2 separate regions of the Homo sapiens genome follow, and region 1 is linked to region 2. Evidence: chromatin contacts called from ENCODE Hi-C or POLR2A ChIA-PET data. All regions are on one chromosome and are shown on one strand. The core of a region is the stretch at or near the end of the contact, and the rest is flanking DNA. Distances in the headings are between cores, read along the strand shown.

The links. Hi-C counts contacts between places; a loop is a spot of excess contacts on that map. ChIA-PET counts read pairs that join two places held with the same protein, here RNA polymerase II (POLR2A).
Region 1: a loop to region 2 is called in a map with no recorded cell type, with 2.4 times the contacts of the local background. The contact joins two enhancer-like sites. A Hi-C loop is called at or near these places in 1 of 37 single-sample maps with no recorded cell type. POLR2A ChIA-PET finds 5 or more read pairs at or near these places in 1 of 52 experiments (activated CD4-positive, alpha-beta T cell).

The regions. Positions count from the first base shown.
Region 1 is chr9:95,855,918-95,859,199 of GRCh38, reverse strand. All of the region lies in intron 1 of ERCC6L2-AS1 (ERCC6L2 antisense RNA 1), which reads left to right. Among named protein-coding and RNA genes, the nearest start is that of ERCC6L2, 18 kb to the left of the region's middle. Within about 2 kb of position 1,805, at least 3 of the 41 ENCODE cell types and tissues checked have a DNase peak (open chromatin) inside an H3K27ac peak, as active enhancers do.
Region 2 is chr9:94,803,791-94,807,053 of GRCh38, reverse strand. All of the region lies in intron 5 of AOPEP (aminopeptidase O (putative)), which reads right to left. Among named protein-coding and RNA genes, the nearest start is that of MIR2278, 4.5 kb to the left of the region's middle. Within about 2 kb of position 1,298, at least 11 of the 41 ENCODE cell types and tissues checked have a DNase peak (open chromatin) inside an H3K27ac peak, as active enhancers do.

The sequences.
Region 1 (3,282 bases), core at 556-3,055, 1.1 Mb before region 2:
CTATAATCCCAGCTACTAGGAGGCTTAGGCAGGAGAATTGCTTGAACCCGGGAGGCTGAGGTTGCAGTGAGCCAAGATCGCGCCATTGCACTCCAGCCTGGGCAACGAGCAAAACCCTGTCTCAACAAAACAAAACAAAACCACAGCGCTGAGTAAAAAAATAAGAAGTAGAACAAAGTCTAATAAGATACAGTAGACTATATTATTATATTTTGCAAGAGTATGTATACACGTGTTAGACTTCAAACTCAGAGCAGTTGTCTATGGAAAGGGGAATGGGAGAGGGAACGGTAACAGAATGAGGTGAAAAAGGAATAAATATCTAAATTAAGTGTTTTGCTTCAACTCTAATGATCAGGTGATATGAACTGAGGAATATGATTAGTTCAACTCTGGCACTGAGGTCATTTGAAAATATTGATAACATATAATATCTGTATTTGATGAATGTGCAGTGTAAATGAGGAAGATGACACAAGATTTACTTTATAGTAAAAACATGCTGAGTAATATAAGTCAAGTAAATGTAGGTGTGATCAGAGATTAGTGTAATCAGAAAGAAGGCATTCTGGAAGAGATAAGCTTTTAGCTGGCATTGAAGAATAGTTATATTTAGATGTGTCAGTTAGATAAAATATTATTCTACACAAGGTAAACTTTGAGAAAAGTCAGAAAATGGAAAAAGTTCATGTCAAGTGTGAAAAACCAGTGATTAAGTTTTGCTGGAGTATTTGCGCCTGAAGGGGATTAGTGAGAGAAAGGGTTCCTGGAAGATTTTAAAGGTGAGGCTAGAGAGTCCAGTTATTCCAAGGCAGTAGAGATCCACTGAAGACTTTATAGCAGGAGAGTGACATCCCAAGGACACAGGGGTCATTGCTGATGCTCCCAAAGTGCCTGCTGATCTGAGCTGCCAGGGTCATTTGATTAGTATCAATGACTTCAGGGACTCATCTAGAGTTCTCACATTTCCTTGTACTTCATTTGACTGAAGAATAAAGGACTTAGAAAATTGGAGCCCTAAGAAACAGTGAAAATAAGTCTGGGAAAATCCCTGGAGCCTAAAATTAAGCTCTGCCTGTTCTTGGTTTCTTGTTGCTCTCTGGCAACTTCATTAAGTTTCTATTCCTCTTTCCACTCCAACATATTGCAGCCCTTTGATGCCTTTAGATTAGCAAGTTCAACACCTTCTTTGGACTGTAGGTATGAAGACCCAGTTTTGAGCTAGGCTGACATTGGACAAGCTGCAAGGCCAGCAGTTCCTGCATCAGGTCAGCACAGGGAAGTAGGTATTAAAGAGCTGAGCCAGAGCCCTGGGTGCCAGGGCTGGGAAGAAGGCTGGTCTGGCAATCTCAGAATGGCATGGTATTGATAGGTGAGAGCAAACACTCATGATTATGGAGGTCTAACTTGAAGTTGCCAGGTTGTCGTGACCTACAGACTTAGTCTCATTGTTCTTTAAACTTAGTTTGAAAATTTAGAAAGCAACAGAATGAAAAAAGTTCCGCTTAGTTATCTTGCCTTCTCTTGTCACTCAGGTGAGAATGTGAATGCAACTGGACTCTTTTTCTCCTTGCCCAGTTCCTACACGTAAAGATTCCTTTACCAGGAACAGCCCTTAAGTCTTTCATGTCAGTTGTTTAATTCTCTGGAAACTGACCTCTGTTTCCCCATATCCTTCTTGCCTAACTTGTAGATTTCCTGGAGTTTGTCTCCCTGCAGCTGAAATTCTGGCAGCCAATAGGGGACTCAGCCTCACCCCAGTCTCTAGAATCAAACCAGGTATTAATAGGAGGGATTAAGTTGCTGTGACTCAACGCTTAGGCACTCTAGCAGCAAAGATGCTTGATGTTGTCCAGCCCTGATCTTGGGCCCCAGTTTTCACAACAGGCTTCTATCTTGCTCCAATCTGCTCTTTACACAGCTGCAAAAGCCCCTGCCTTGGCAACGTTCCTGGTAACAAGATCCCTCTGGGGAATGGCTCAGCCTTGGTCTTCCACTCCTCCTCCCCCCCATCACTTCTGCTGCCCCTCATATACTGAAGCCTTGCCCTTGAACACTGTCTTCTTGATATTTACACGTTGTGCTCAGTATGATGCTTGGGTCACAGACGATTAGTAAAGACATGAACTATGTTCATCATTCCTAGGGGGAAGGGGAAGGGCCAGGGTTCACTAAAAGGGTGTCATTCATTGCTGATGTCCTAGAAACTGCAAACTGCCAATTTGAGTTTAGGAAACACCTATTATTCTACCTTGATTGTATCTAAAAATGGGGTGAGAAGGAAAGTGGTTTAGTGAACTCCACCCTCAGGAATAAATGCAGAGGGCAACACCTCAGTGAAGTGTGGTGGTCTGCAATGTATATTTCAGACATCTGCCATTCCATGTCCTAGGTATGTACCTCTACCCTGCCCTTGGAATAGGAAAGTAGTCCTTGTATTCAAGCCAAATTGATATTAGGAGATCCACATATGATCTTATCAGGGACACTACAGTCTGTACTCTCTTTCTTTGCTGCCTTTCAGGGAACATATACCAGACCTAGAACACTGATGACTATTCAGGAAAGGTATGGAAGAGTGGGCACAAGGTGGGACCCTGACTATTTTCTGGAGTCACCACCAGCTGGGACCCAGTTCTGCTGACTGTTGTAGTCCTGTTGTAACAATTGCTTTCATGTTTGCTAAAATAAATAAATATCAATGTGTTTAACCAATAATGATAACCACTTTGCTTTTTGGCAAATCCTAAAGAGATAAAACTAATTCATATAATTTAGCGGGGAGAGAAAAAGGCACACACAAAAGTCTCATCCTCCTAGATCCATTTACCATCTTGAAAGGGACAAGTAACAGATAACTTGTTAATTATGGAAGGATTCTATAACCTTACTCACTTCTACCAGATTGGTTACTTCATTATCCTATTTCTTTTCAGAGATCAGGAATAAGATCCTTAAATTTTTTAGGTTTCTGTGCTTATCTACAGATGTAGAAGAAAATGCAAAATGAGGGAGATTATGCAGTGGTATGAAACAAAATCTGAAGGGATAGAAAGGATGGCTGAGTTGCTGGAGAGGAAAGAAAGCTGAGTTCCTGGGGCCTGCTTTGAAGATGAAAGGAAGGCACCAGGAGATAAACTGGGCCAGAGATAGGTCTTGTGAGGCTTTGCAGTTAAAAAACCTGCAGATGGTTTTTGGATGGGATCAAATATCAGAAAGGCAGATAAGCCACAAACCCAAATTAGTTTCCAGTTAAGTTATTGCTCTCAGATACAAAACTCA
Region 2 (3,263 bases), core at 49-2,548:
GGGTCAGTATGGTTTCTGTGTGGAGACCCTAAATCAAGCACTCACTGCCTTAGAAACAGTTACACATCAGCCTTGCCTAAGTCTGGACCACCAGACTCTTGACAGCCATCACAAGATGAGGCCATTTTACTTGTCTCCCTGACTTCCTGCTTCTAAGTGACTTTGGGACATTATATATCCTCTTAATACCCGCTCTGTAAAAAATGGAACATACACACACATTCTCACTACCTACCTTGCTTAGTACAAAGTGGTATTGTCAAGACGAACAAAATAATCCTGGCCAAGGGCTTTCAGGGTCCCAGAAGAACATCACTTTATGAATACCAGTTACTATTTCAGGAACACAAAAATGAAAGAACCAGAACACATTAGAAGGGGAAAGCCCCTACCTATAACATAGGACGCAAATAAAGTCAAATAATTTTCTCAAGAAGGATAATTGAAATAAAAGAGAAAATGGAGAAAGTGAACACAAAGAAAGCAACAAAGGGGAAGCACACATGGGCATAAATCACCTTGCATGTGCCTCACAGCTCACAACTCATTCTGTTTGTTCATCTCTACAGCAACAGCAGGGTTGCCAGTAAACAAGGGATTAAAATTTTACAGAAAAAAAGGATGGTATGAGCTGCTTTCTATCATTCACACCCACCTGTTTGAAAAAGCAGAGAAGAGTTATACCACACAACAGGGGAAAGAAATGCCCATTCAACATCTTTTTAAAAAACAATCCATGCAGAAAGAAAATTGAGAATTTATTAAAATCTGAGAAAGAAACGACAACAATAACAAGAAACAAAACCCACACACAAAACAAAAATATGCAGCACATCGGAGAAAGTAGAGAAGTTGGCAGCCATGGTGAATTCAAAGGCATACTAATTTAAGGCTCAAAATCTGATTCCTGAGGCAAAGAATCACTATGGCTGCATCTTGCCTTGAAATCAGGGGGTCACATCCCCTGAAATCTAAAGAAGGATTGTTTAAAAGTAGGGTGGTTTTGGTTTGAGGGATCAAAAATTCAAGTAAAGCCAACAAAGAACAAACAAAGAAAAATTCTCAAAGCTGTGAAACCTTGCTACTTAAGATAATGACAGAAATTTATGACTGCTTCCTTCCCCAGCAGAAAGGAGCATAATTAGAAAGCTGAAAACAACAGGCCCTTTGTACCAGCATGTTATGTTTTGCTTATTCTATTACACATTGGCTGGGAGATAAGAATAAACAGGACAACACCCTGTCTAACCCGGGAGGAGGGAGTGGAGGAAAAGGCTGGTTACATTCATTCTTGGGCATGTACGTGCATACCGTTTATTTGCAAATTGAGGTACTTAAGAAAATTGTGCATGCAATAGTCAGGAACTAGTATAAACATTCAGAAGTCTTTTATTGCACAATCAAACCTTTTAAGAATAAGCCTTGTGTAATAGGGAGCTTTATAGTTTTTCCTCATAGTGAAGCATGTTGTGAAGATTTTAATAATTGATAATTTTTTCTATGGTCTTTAATTGTCAATCCTATTTTCATTCAGTTGTTGTTGCTTTTTTTAAAAAAAAAAACAAAAAACAAAAAACAAAAAACCTTTCAAACTAGGATGAGCAAATAAAACTAGGATGAGACACAGCTTCCCTCTCTGTGACCAACGATGTCAAAAACCCTTGCAAAGAATCAATCAACAGCTGCCAGGGGAAGAAAACGTGGTGATCTGAGACTTCTCCCTTCTCTACAAAGGGACGGTTGCCCGTCTGGGTGCCAGGTGTTCTGATAGCTTCAGCCATGGAGAATTCTGCTCAAGAACAGCAGCTGCTAAGCCAATCAGGTTCTCATTAGCCAGTCGGGAGATGGTATAGGTATCTACGGTCCCAAGAAAAAAAAAAAAAAATTTGATCTCTTCCCATAACCCGTCTGCCTAGAATGATGGACCTGACTTAATCTTGCCATTTCTTAGTGACTCACTTGCTCCTGGCACCCAAGCTCACTAAGAACGGGGCTAAGGAAAGCCATTTTAAGACCTCACTGACCTGCCACCATCCTGGCCTTCATTCTACTCCTCCAACCCATGAGAGTGGTTCCCACCTTGAGGCCTGTGGACCGGAGTGCTTTTCCACCAGATGGTCACAAAGCTGATTCCTTTTTATTCTTCAGTCTTAGCCCAAATGTCACCCTTTAAGGAAGCTTTTCCCTCTCACCCTAACGATGCTATTGATTCTCCCACTGTGACACTTACTTGATTTTATTTTCTTCATAGCATACATCTTAATTACTTGTTTCACGTACACTAATTTTCTCCCCTGACTAGAATGTCCATTTCATAAGGACAGAGGCCTCCTCTATCTCGTTCACCCTTGTAGGCTTTGCATCGTAAGTACTATCTGGCACACAGTATACGCTTGATAAATATTTATTGCAAGAATAAATAAACAATAACCAAATTATCAAGATTATCTGGTATAGAACAGGTGGGGAAAAGCTCAAACAATCTGTCACCTGTCATCGGCCACACTATAGTCATTTTTTTCCCCTCAATTTTCCCAGTGGGATGAAGGGTGAAGATGCATGTGAACAGCTGAGCCATGAAGCAGAACTACACAGCACATGGTTTTTTAACTTCAGTGCTCTTCACAGAAAACCACTCTGAAATAAGTTGCAAGAGATTCTTGAAATTCAAATACAAGGAAAAAAAAGAACATATATGGACGACAGCTAGGTAGTTCTGCCAACCTAACTATGCCATGACATGTAATTGTGAACTGCTGAGAGACAAATGCAAAGCAAAGCATTTCCTATACACACATACAAAGGTAAGATTAAGGTGTTAATTTTTAAGCAACTGTCATATGCCTGGTTCTAGAATATGATTCCATTAACGTTACTGCTGTTATAACAGAGAGTGTAAGTGTGATGATGAGCTCCTTTCATTATTTCTCAAAATTAAGAAACTAGGCTTGCCAGTCAATCCCCAGCAGAGACTCTGAGAACATACGAGGACACAATGAAAACAGTAGAATATTAATTAAACCAACAGGAAGAGAGCTGTGTGTACTTCAGAGATGCATTTTAAATGCATGCATATCTTCATACAGACATCATAGTAGTCAAGTCAAGAAATGTATACTTTACGGTTCCTGATATGGCAGATTCAGTCTTCATGGAAGGCAAAAACACAATGAAACAAAAACTGAAAGCCCACACACACCCACTGAGGAAAGCATCTGAAAGGCAAACTAGTGATTTTTCTCAGCAAAGAATTAAAGTCCCTC